Regions from separate parts of the Homo sapiens genome. Here region 1 is linked to region 2. A link is a contact called in ENCODE Hi-C data. All regions are on one chromosome and are shown on one strand. The core of a region is the stretch at or near the end of the contact, and the rest is flanking DNA. Distances in the headings are between cores, read along the strand shown. Region 1 has its middle 41 kb from the start of LINC01814. Region 2 holds the start of CMPK2 (cytidine/uridine monophosphate kinase 2).

Evidence for each region. Hi-C counts contacts between places; a loop is a spot of excess contacts on that map. Pooled maps may share reads with other maps.
Region 1: a loop to region 2 is called in a pooled map, with 3 times the contacts of the local background. The contact joins the enhancer-like site here to the promoter of CMPK2 in region 2. A Hi-C loop is called at or near these places in 2 of 50 pooled maps.

The regions. Positions count from the first base shown.
Region 1 is chr2:8,540,134-8,545,494 of GRCh38, forward strand. No RefSeq gene overlaps it. Among named protein-coding and RNA genes, the nearest start is that of LINC01814, 41 kb to the right of the region's middle. RefSeq lists enhancers at 3,261-3,310, 3,321-3,610, 3,585-4,091, 4,092-4,598, 4,261-4,320 and 3 more and a silencer at 4,826-5,120. Within about 2 kb of position 3,163, at least 27 of the 41 ENCODE cell types and tissues checked have a DNase peak (open chromatin) inside an H3K27ac peak, as active enhancers do.
Region 2 is chr2:6,863,621-6,868,781 of GRCh38, forward strand. CMPK2 (cytidine/uridine monophosphate kinase 2) reads right to left here and starts at 2,287. Exons shown (of 5, transcript NM_207315.4): 1 at 1,402-2,287. The coding sequence starts at 2,076. It also overlaps a transcript of RSAD2 not described here. RefSeq lists silencers at 1,598-2,037, 2,278-2,547 and an enhancer at 2,058-2,277.

The DNA.
Region 1 (5,361 bases), core at 1,913-4,412, 1.7 Mb after region 2:
GCAGGAATAGGACAGGCTGCCAGGCTCTCCCTCCCTGTCTCTATTTCCTTTCTCACGGCCACTGCTCCCTCCTGAAGGTGGCAGCAAGGGCAGGAGGATCCTTGAGACAGCTGGCTTCCCACCCTTCCCTGGGGCCTCCAGGACCACTGTCCCCTCCCCATACCCTCCTACCCACCGTGGAACAACCCTGGCTGCTGTACACACAAGCGGGGACCCTCGCAATTGCCTTCAGTTGGGCTGTGCTGAGCCCTCCTTCCCAGAGACCCTTCTCATCAGCTCCACTCCACTTTCAGCCTGAAATGGTGTCTCTACCATCGCCAAGCTCTGTGGCAGCCCTCCCTGCAGTCAGCCTGCCTCATGCAGGGTTTTCTGAAACAGGAATTCCAGGCTTCTTTGCTGGGGAGGTCAATGGACAGGAGTCTGGCCATGAAGTGGGACCAAGGAGGATGTGCCTCTGCTCCCCAAAAGTGAGAGAGGCACTCTGGCTGGCCTACAGGATGACCAGGAACAGGCCTCAGGGTTCCCCATGACCCTGACTCTGAGCCTGTGGATGAAGGGAATCCGTCATCAGGGGAACAAGGAGGTTGAGGAAGGCCTCCCAGAGAGGCTGATCACAGAGCTGGGTTCTGAAGGATGAAGAGGAGTTTGCAGAGCCAATCAGAGGAAAGGGCATGCAAAGGGAGGCTCTGAGACTTGGGAAGAGCCCAGCCCCACTGGGGAGCCTGAAGCTGCTCTGTGCTGCTGCCACATGCCCTTCAGAAGGGCAAGGGGAGGCAGGTGATGGAAAGAGCCCTGGTGTCTTCCCGTAGGGGCTCTTAGTGGGAATTAGGCAAGACCAGTGGCAGAATCCAACTTGTGGGTTAGGAAAAGACCCTGGGAGGCTGTGCAGAAGCCAGCCCAGGGCTGTGGGAGCCAAGAAAAATTCTACCTTGAAAGTGGGGAGTGCTGGTCATAAGAGACTTTCTTCTAATGTGAGCATTTCCTCTATGAAAGAGAATGGAGGGACATTTACAGACACTGTCAGATGAATTCTCAGAAAACCTTGGGGAGGAAATTGGAAAGCCCTGCCTGCCCCAGGCATGGCAGGCATACCAGGTTCCTGGCTAGTGAAGTGGTTTGCTCAGGAGTTTTTGCAGAACCAGAAAACTTAGATGGAGCCCCATTTTAGAGATGAGGAAACCGAGATAGAGGATGCTTCGGATGACAGTACTTTGGTGCCTGTGCCACGAATAGCACCCGGATCACCCTGGACCACCTGCCTTTGATGTGGCACGGCAGCTGCATACATTTTCCTGTGCAGGCACTTGGGTGGCCTGAGTTGCCTCCAAATTTGGACATCTGGCTGCTTCTTGGTGCCCCCACCTGAAACCCAATCCACCTCTTCCGAAGCCAGCAGATAGTGAATTGCTCAGTAAGAAAAAGGTCTGTGCAAAACAGGAGACTAGAAAGAAACCTCAGTGCCTCCAGGAACCTCACGTGAGCTCCGTTTGACTCTGCAGAAGCAAGTTCCTTGCTTTTAGAGGAGTGACTGTGGCTGGGCATCATCCAGACCTATGTGCAATTATTGGTCGAAGGCGTCTCTCCCGCTAGACGGAAGCGCTCAGAGAACCAGGCAGTGGAAGGTGCATGACTGGGAGGAATGAAGGATGGCCATCCTGAAGTGGAAGGTGTGTGACTGAGAGGAATGAAGGATGGCCGTCCTGAGGCTGCGCTCGAATGGAGGCTTATTTAACATGGAGCCTCGTGCAAAACACCCCGGAGCAGGCCCCTATAGGATTGAGATCGCTCCCTGTGATCTGCTGCTTCCCTCTCCAGTGGTTTTTATCTTTGAACAGAGCAAATCCTGGCTCCACTCAGACCTGCTCCGTGAGAGCCGAATGCAGTCACTGCACCTGGTCGGGGCTGAGGAGCTTCTCAGCCATTCCAACAAGGCCTGGTCATCGAAAAGCCATGATTTTCTTGCATTCTGGGCCTTGTGACTTCTTGAGACGGGAAAAATGAAGCGCTGTTCCACGATTTTGTTCTCAATCTAAAGGACCATTGCTTTGGAAAGTGGTCAGATTCTGCTTTTGGTTGATTTTAGGATCCAAAACTATGGCGATGGGAAAAAGGAAATGCATTTTAGGATTTCAGGTATTGTCTAAAATTTGCACATGATTATATCCTGCAATCTTAATGGTTCATGCGTCTCATGCTCAACCAAGAGCCTCTGCTGGCCTAAATGATCAAAGCATTTCCAGGAATTATTCAAGAAAAAAAAATCTGCTCCCGTCACTCACCGGCTGAAACCCCCTCAGTGGCTCCCACTGCCCTCAGATGCAGTCACCCTCCTTACTGAGCTTAGTGAGGGCTGCACTAAGCACTTTGCATTATTCTCTCATTGAAGTATCACAACAATCACAAAAGGAACTATCATTAAACCCATTGCATGGATGAGAAAACTGATCCTTAGAGAGGTCAGGGACTGGTTCAAGCTGACTGTGCTGTACAGTGTCAGAGCAGGGATGACCCCAAACCCACCAAGGCCATTCTTAGCACCCGCAATCTCCATGACCATCTCCTAACTCTCTCCCTCCCCCTCATCTATTTCCTACCCATGGATGAAACTGTTTGTGTCTCACCTACTACTACAGTGAGCCCCTTCTGCTTACCTCCCTGGGCCCCAGGCTGGCCCCACTGGGTGCTCCTGGCAGCAAAGTCCATGTCTGATTAGGGAACTTCTTATTAGGAGGCTTCCTTGTTTGCTTTACCCACCTTCTCCAGACTGGGACCCCTGGAGACAGAGCCCTTAGCTCCCGAGGCCAGGTGGTCCCTTGCTGTGCCCAGCACAGATCCTGGTGCCTGGGAGGAAGGCAGTAAATCTGTGTGAAGTGGGTCATTTCATTCTGCATTGGAGGATCATTTTCATGCTCCATAACCCACGGCTATCAATAAAATTAATATTAGCTTCCAGTAAAGTCTAGAGAGGTGCTTCTCACACTAGAGTAGGCAACAGGGCCACCCGGAGAGTCAGGTAAAACTCGGAGGCGCTGGCTCCAGAGGCCCAGACAGGTGAGGCTGTGTGGCTGGTCCTGCCCCCGCCTCTGAGGGGCACTGCTCGGCAGCCAGCAGCCCACCCCTGAGTGCAACACTCAGCAACCAAAGGCACCTGGCTGGGCGATGACTGACAGTGAGGCAGCTCCAAAACTCCCTTCCACAGCATTTACAAAACAGACACAAAGTTTTCTATTTGGAGGAGTCATTTGCTGCAATGGGGGTTTTCCCTTCGTTTTTGGAAATGCCATGAAATAAAATGTTAAGTGTGACTCCAGTATCCTAATCTGAGGCACAGACAACTCACCGCAGTTACACCTCAGAGAAAACATGGGGCTCCCCGGGAGAGGGGCCTCACTCAGCCTGGAGTTATGTTCTGACTTCTCAAAACATGAAACCATTTATATTGGCTCTGGCACATTCAAAAAAAAAAAATTCCCTTATGTCACATGCACGCGCGCGTGCACAGAGATCAGCTTTCGGTTCACAATGAGTGTGCCCCTGGGTCTTTTCTGTGTCTCACTCATTGAAGCCTGGGGGACCAGGCCCTGGGGGACCGACGGGGTGCCTCCGTCTGTGCTCCTTGTCCCTGTTGGCCAGAGCTGGTGAATCACCCGGCCCCAGCAGCCTGCGTCCTTTCCCAATTACCGTAGCTGTCAGAGCTGACTAAAAAACCAGTAGCAGCTGGCAGGAAATGGGTAAGAAAACTGACCACAGATAAACTGTAGGACTCTACAGAGCAGTGGCAGATAGACTCGGGGACAGGAAGTGGAGCTGTTAAGACTCGGCCCTCGCCTGCTCCCGGGCACCTCAGGGCCATCGAAGGGCGCGTGCACCTGAGATGCTGCGGTGCTCGCGTCACGCAATGACCCCGCAGCAGGCACCAGCCACGGCCCCCGAAGGGAAAGAAGCAGTCAGGAGTGGCGGAGAAGCACCCCCAAAAGCCCAGGCCTTTGAGACTCCTGCAAAGGCAGTGGTTCTGCTAGTCCAGGGGTGATGGAATCGCAGCCGGCAGAGCCTGCGCTGTTGAGGTCAAATGACCTGCTGGCCGTGCATTGCCTCACCCGGCTCCCTGAAGCCAAAATGACCAGCTCTCAGGCAGGGAGAGGCCACCACACATTGAGAACAGTGCTGGTGTTGAGGTGGGGAGGCGCTTCTCTGTGGAGTTACAGGTCCAGCGTTTTCAATACTCCCACCGCGTTTCAGCCAATGCCAAGGGCGGGCCCTTCAGAATCCCTAGTGAGGAGAAAGTATCAGCCAGGTGGCATGCTGGATCCTTCCATGCATCATCCCACTCCTGTTCACATACCCTAGGAGGCAGCTAAGACTATCCCCATTTTACGGATGTGCAAAGGGAGGCTCAGGATTAAATAGGCCTGGCCCTGGGTTCCACCACCTATCCACCTATGAGGGGCAGAGCCCAGATTCAAAGTCTGACTGGGGTCTCTGCCCCGACGACCTCTGCTCACAGCGTGCCGCTAGGTGCTGAGATGGGAAGAGGAGAGAAGGGGTCAGAGGAGAGAGGGGGAGTGAGCACAGTGGAGGAGGCTTGCCTGGGCCCTGATGCTTCACCCAGAAAGAAAATGGGGTGGTCAGTGTTTAATCGCATCTTCCCAGTGGCCCAAGCTGCATGTCCACCCAGGACACCATCCCAAGCAGCCCAGCAAGGGGGACCCACCCTCTCTGCACCAAGGCAGACCCAAGGTGCTTCCAGGGGCAGCCAGAACAGGGTGGCTTCTGTGTGGCCTGCTGTGGGACAAGCTGCTGTGACAAGAAGCAGCATCTGCTATTGAACTTGTGACCCAGGCCTTGGTCCCTCACAGGGAGCAGGGCACAGCTGGGACAGAGGGTGAGGGTCCCCTTCCCATCTCTCGGAGGTGGCAGAGTGCACCTGCTCCACGGAGCGTGCGCAGCCCCCTCTGCTGGCGCCCGGTCCAGCTCTCGGGTGAGCTAGACGGGAGTTCAGCTGGGCGTGACTCACCCCTGTTCCTGGAACTGTCTGAAGGCGGGGAGGATGCTGTGGGTAGGCTCTAACTGTATCATCTGGGCTGGGGCCGGTAGCAGATGGTCCTTATAAAAAAAAAAAAAAAGTACTTCCATGTGGGCTTAAAATAGCGCAGCACTCACCATCAGCTGAATGGGGAAATGTACGAGCCAGTCTTTCACGTGGGAGTGGGCACTGCAGGCTGGAGGTTGGGACAAGGGGCCCAGACACCAGCCACAGCGGCCAAGCCCAGGAGGTGGAGAGGAGACGCCTCAGCACCCACGTCGTGCCTGGCCTAGACCAGGCAGGTGGCAGATACGGGCCCAAGCAGGCCCTGCCACGAT
Region 2 (5,161 bases), core at 1,037-3,536:
TTTTGCAGAAATCACACCTAAATTGCTGAGCACAATATTGCCGCATGCTAATAAGGCCTAAGTTATACTGAGCACTGTGCCAGGCCATGGGAATTCAGAGTATTTCGATGCTAGGATGGACTGGAGTGTTTTATTTTATATTGAGCAGCCGAGGCTCGAAACAGCTGTCCCTGTCTGGATCGCTTGGTGGCCTGCAGCCTTCACTGAGCAGCTTTGAGAAAGGCCAGGCAAGGCACATCATCACAATGTCCTGTGACACCGCAACCATGGAACTACAGGCCCGCTGGGAACACTGTCTCACAAGAATGGGAAATCAGCTGCACAGTGGGCTGGAGAGAGCAGTCTTCATCTGCAGCATGTCCTCTCCTAGCCATTCAGGGGGCTGAGATAAACAGCCAAGCACTGCAATCATGAAGCTGGCAGAGCAGCGTCCCCCTGGGAATTCCCAGTTCCTCAATGTGCATTATCTCACTGCACGCTCACAGCATCTCAGAGCGAGGCTCAGACACTTATGTGCTTGCTCTGAGCATGGCAATCTTCTAAGTGCTTTACAAGTATTCAGTTGCCAATCTCTGTGAACTGGGGTGGGGGGGTGCTATTATTATTCCCACCATATGAATTAAGGAAACTGAGGCAGAGAGTTGAAGAAACTTGCTCAAAGTGACACAGCTAATAAATGCCAGAGTTTAAATTTAAATACACGTGGTTGACCTTGCGCTCTTAACTGCTCCACAACGCTGTCCCGTAAGCTTGGAAAATATTCCCAAGATCCATGGGGGCATCCTCAGGGCTCATCTGTGTCACAGGAGGACATCTGCCTAGCCTGCGATCAGAAAGAATTTTCAGTCTCTTTCTGTGGGTACCTGCTGTGAGTCAGATGTTTCCTTAATCAGGACAACATCGCAAGATGGGAATTGTACATGTCAAAGGGCAAAACTTAGAGTAGTTGAGTAACCTGCACAAGGTTCATGGCCAGTCGGTAGGTAAACACTATTTAAGTCTAAATTTCTTAAACCCCCTAAACTCATGCATTTTCTTTTTCACCCCAAGATCCTTGAATGGTGATCATCAGCAAATAAAATTACTTCCCAGCTGACATTATTTTCCCTCACTCCCGGCAGCCCCTTTACTCCCTCTGTACTGCTGTTGGGATGCTTTTACAGCAAGCATCGCGTGGCTTGGTGTAGGTCTATGTTCCACGTCAGGTTGGAAGATCCTTGCAAACAAGAATCTTAAAAGAGTTGCCTGGCATACAGGACACCTTCCCTACCTGATTTGTGAACGGAAATAAACAAACCACCCAGGCAAGAACCGGCTCTACAGACCAGCCTCTTGGTCCAGTTCTCTGGTCTGAAGGGTTCAGATGCCACGCTGGGAGCTGGAAGCGGACAGAACTCTTACCTCCTCCAAAACGGCCCGGGCGGCTTCCCGGTCCGGGAAGACCACGGAACTGGGCAAGTCTGGCACCACCGGGTGCAGCGGGGGCTCCGGGACGGGCACGACCTGTGCGCAGCCCACCTGCAGCCGCCTGCCGTCTTGCACCTCCCAGAGGCGCTGCCACAGCTGGCCGCGCGGGTCGGCCTCGAACTCGCCCAAGTGCGGGCGTGGTGCCTCCTGACAGGCGCCCAGCAGCTCGAGCAGCGCTTGCCGGGTGTCAGGGTCATCCAGGGGGTCGCGCAGCAGGAAGCCTTGCTGTGCGCCGCCGGCCTGGCCGCCCGGGCAGTAGCAGAGCAGCCTGAGCAGCTGGCACCGCTGGAAGGGGCCGCGGCGCAGCTGGTGCAGCAGGCGCTGGTGCAGCCGCGCCGCCCGGACCCGGGCCCCGCAGCCGGCGTCCGGGGTCACGGGCACGCACAGCGAGTAGCTGCGCTCCGGGGGCCCCAGCAGCGCCGCCAGGCGGGGGTCGGGGGCGTCTGCGTCGCCGGGGGCGTCGGCGCCTAGGGCGAAGTGAGCCAGGGTGCAGTCGGGAAGCTCCAGGACGAAGCGGCGCGGCGGAGCCATGGCCCCAGCGCAGACCCCGCGCCGCCCGAGCAGCGGCCCCGACAGTGGCCCGCGCAGGAGCCGGCGGGCGAAGGCCATGGGCGCCTCAGCGACGCCGCCCTCGGCCCCGCCTCGGAAACGAAACCTGGCGGGAGCCAGGCGCCGGCGGGAAACGAAACCCGGAGGGAGCCAGGCGCCAGCGGGAAACGAAAGCGAAGCGTTGCGGGGAAACGAAAGCCGGAGGCCCAGGCGGGGCAGGAGCCCTGGGGCTGGGGCGCCCTTCCGGCCTCTCCTCCTCGCCGCGAGATGTGCGCGATAAACGGCCGGCGCTCGGGAGCAGACGCTTGGCCCCGGGGCCCCAGGTGCGCGGCTCCGCGGGCCTGCGCGGTCCCCAGGCGCCGGCTCCCGGGGCTGACACCGAATGAGGCCCCGCGCCGTCGGCCCCAAGGTAGCTCCGTGTGCGTTCTGCGGGTGGCTGGCGGCCCCGACCCTGGTTTGAGTTCCTCCTCTGCGGCTTATGCCGGGTGCATGGAGGGGGGCGGGGGTGCACGCGCGAGGGACAGAGAAGTCCCTTCCCGGTGTAACGGGCTCTTCAACGCCCACTTGCAGGCGCACTACTGCCCTTGGATGACTGACCAGGCCCTGCAGACCATGGGCTCCCTCCCCGACCTCAACTCCTAGCTCTGACCACGCGTCCCCGCCCCTCTAATCCTGCAGAGCTGCTTTCCTGCGGGAACAGGGCGCAGTTCTGGCTCTTCCCTCTCCTGTATCTTATCTCACCTGTGCACTCACTCACCTGTGCACACACTCACCTTTGCACACACTCACCTGTGCACAAGCTTTTCCCTCTTCTTGGAATTGCCCTCTCCCTTTTGCTGACTCTCCAACTGGGAAGTGTCGCCCAGATTGGCACCTCGAAATCGCCTTTCTTCCACCAAATTGAAGTTTCCTGCACTAAGGTGAAGTGTGTCAGGATAGCACCCTCTGCCTGCCACAGTCCAGCATCAGCACTGTTGCTGCCTAACAGTGTAACTGCCTAACAGTGTAACAGTGTTTGCGCAGTTATTTGGATATTTTATTCTGTGTTTACTCATTAACTGATGCCTTTTAAAAATGATGTCAAGCAAACCAAAAACAAACAAAAAGATAATATTCTCCAGGGAAACTCTCTCAAAAAAATAGAATTGAGACGAAGATTGAAAACATTAGATGAGCTGAAAGCAGTTTTTTTTTTATGTCTTAATAGTATTGGACTTAAACTTGGGATTATATTTAATTCTGAAAAAAAAAGTCTTAACAAACGTGAAATATAGATAGGTGGTTGGAGTGTGGGTTAATAGGCTAAGAAGAAAGAAGAATTAGGAGTTTAAAATTTTTTAGCTCTTTGAGAATAGAATAGTTTTTATTCTTTCTCAGGAATTTCACTTTTGGACATTTAGCATGTACCGGTGGTTTCACGTGTATGTAGTATATGGAAGTAAGAGTCTTCTAGTTACTCCCTTTTCTTCTCTAAGACAGTACTGCATCCTCAAGCCTGCTTGACCTTTTCCCTATGCCATCCACCTCTCTGGATGTATTAGTCTATCCTGGCTGCCATAACAAAATACCACGGACTGGGCCGCCTAAACAATAGAAAATTTGTTTTCTCAAAGTTCAGGTGGCCAGAGAAGCTGGAGATCAAGTTGCCAGCAGGGTTTGCTTTTTCTGAGGCCTCTCTTTCTAGCGTGCAGACCGCCTCCTTCTCTCTGTGTTCTCACGGGACCTTTCCTTTGTGCTTGCATCCTTGGCGTCTCCTTGAAGTTCCAAATTTCCTCTTCTGGGAAGGACACCAGTCAGATTGGGTTAGGGCCCATCATAATGTTCTCATTTTAATGTAATCACCTATTGAAAGCCTTATTTTGAAATACAGTCATACTGTGAGGCACTGGGGGCTAGGCCTGAGCATGAATTTTGGGGGACATGATATAGCCTATAACCCCCCACATATCTGGGTTAGTAGCCTCTCCTGTGTCCCCCACCAAGGCTATTTGTATCCTCGGACCTTGACACTCCACAGTCACGTGCCAGTCTATTTCCCACCACTGAGCACCTTGAGGGTAAGTAGGAAGACCAGCTTCTTCCTAACTTTTCTCTGAGCCTCCAACTGAAAGAAAACCTGACACACAGTTTGCTAAATGAAGCATCTTACCTTTTTTAATTTAAGTTTTCCTCTCTATTTTTCACCTACCTTCGCCCTACGAAGAGATGTAAAGTTAATAACACTGCAGTATTTGGGCTTAGTCAATATTATATAAGTGTTGAAGATGTTGAAGATATATCTTCATTCATAAATAAAAATTTCTGTTAGATTTTCAAGCCCCTTCAAATTTGTAGGACAGAGACTCTGAGAGCCACAGCTGGATGTTTATATTGACTAAACATGCCTGTAGCCACCCATCGTTGCAGGTGGAAAGGAGAGAAGCTGCAGGCTGGGAAGATACTTCAAAGAGGTGTCTTTAAATGAATGAACAGCACAGCTATATCATAGGAAAAGCCATAATCTTCAACACTTACAGTATTAAACAAGAGAAAATGAAACTTTTCTAGCCATTCTGCTCCTAAGAAAAAAAGAAACAGAATGGGAGAATTAAAAATATAAATAGCAATTAATAAATAATAAAATGAAAAAATAACACTTTGAAAAAGAGCTTAGTTTTTGAAAACATGTTTAAACAGATATGTTTCTAGGTAGTTTAATTCAATTGGAAAAAGAAAGAAAATGCAAATCAGAATAGGAATAAATGAGATGATAGAACCACAAGTTCAAAAGGATACCCAAAAGAGAATATTACAAACAATTCCACATTCATAAAAGTGAATATTATAAAATAAATGATGAGCTCAGAAAATAAGAATTAATAAAATGAGCCCAGGATAGAATGTTGAGTCTATAACTCTGTAACCCAAATCCTAGGCTAGAAGTTAATGAAAGGGCTAAAAAGCACTGAGCAAGTTTCAGAGATCACTTAGTTATCAAGGAACAGATAAGCTCTCTCCCGCATAACCTTCTGTTTCTTTTTTAAATAAAAATTCATTCTAGCAATTTGTGGGCTTACAATTTGAAGAGTATTCTCCTCTCTCTTGGAGTTGGTTTTCTCACAAAGAAATGCTGTTGATACAGCTACCTTTGAGGGAAGAGTTGCCA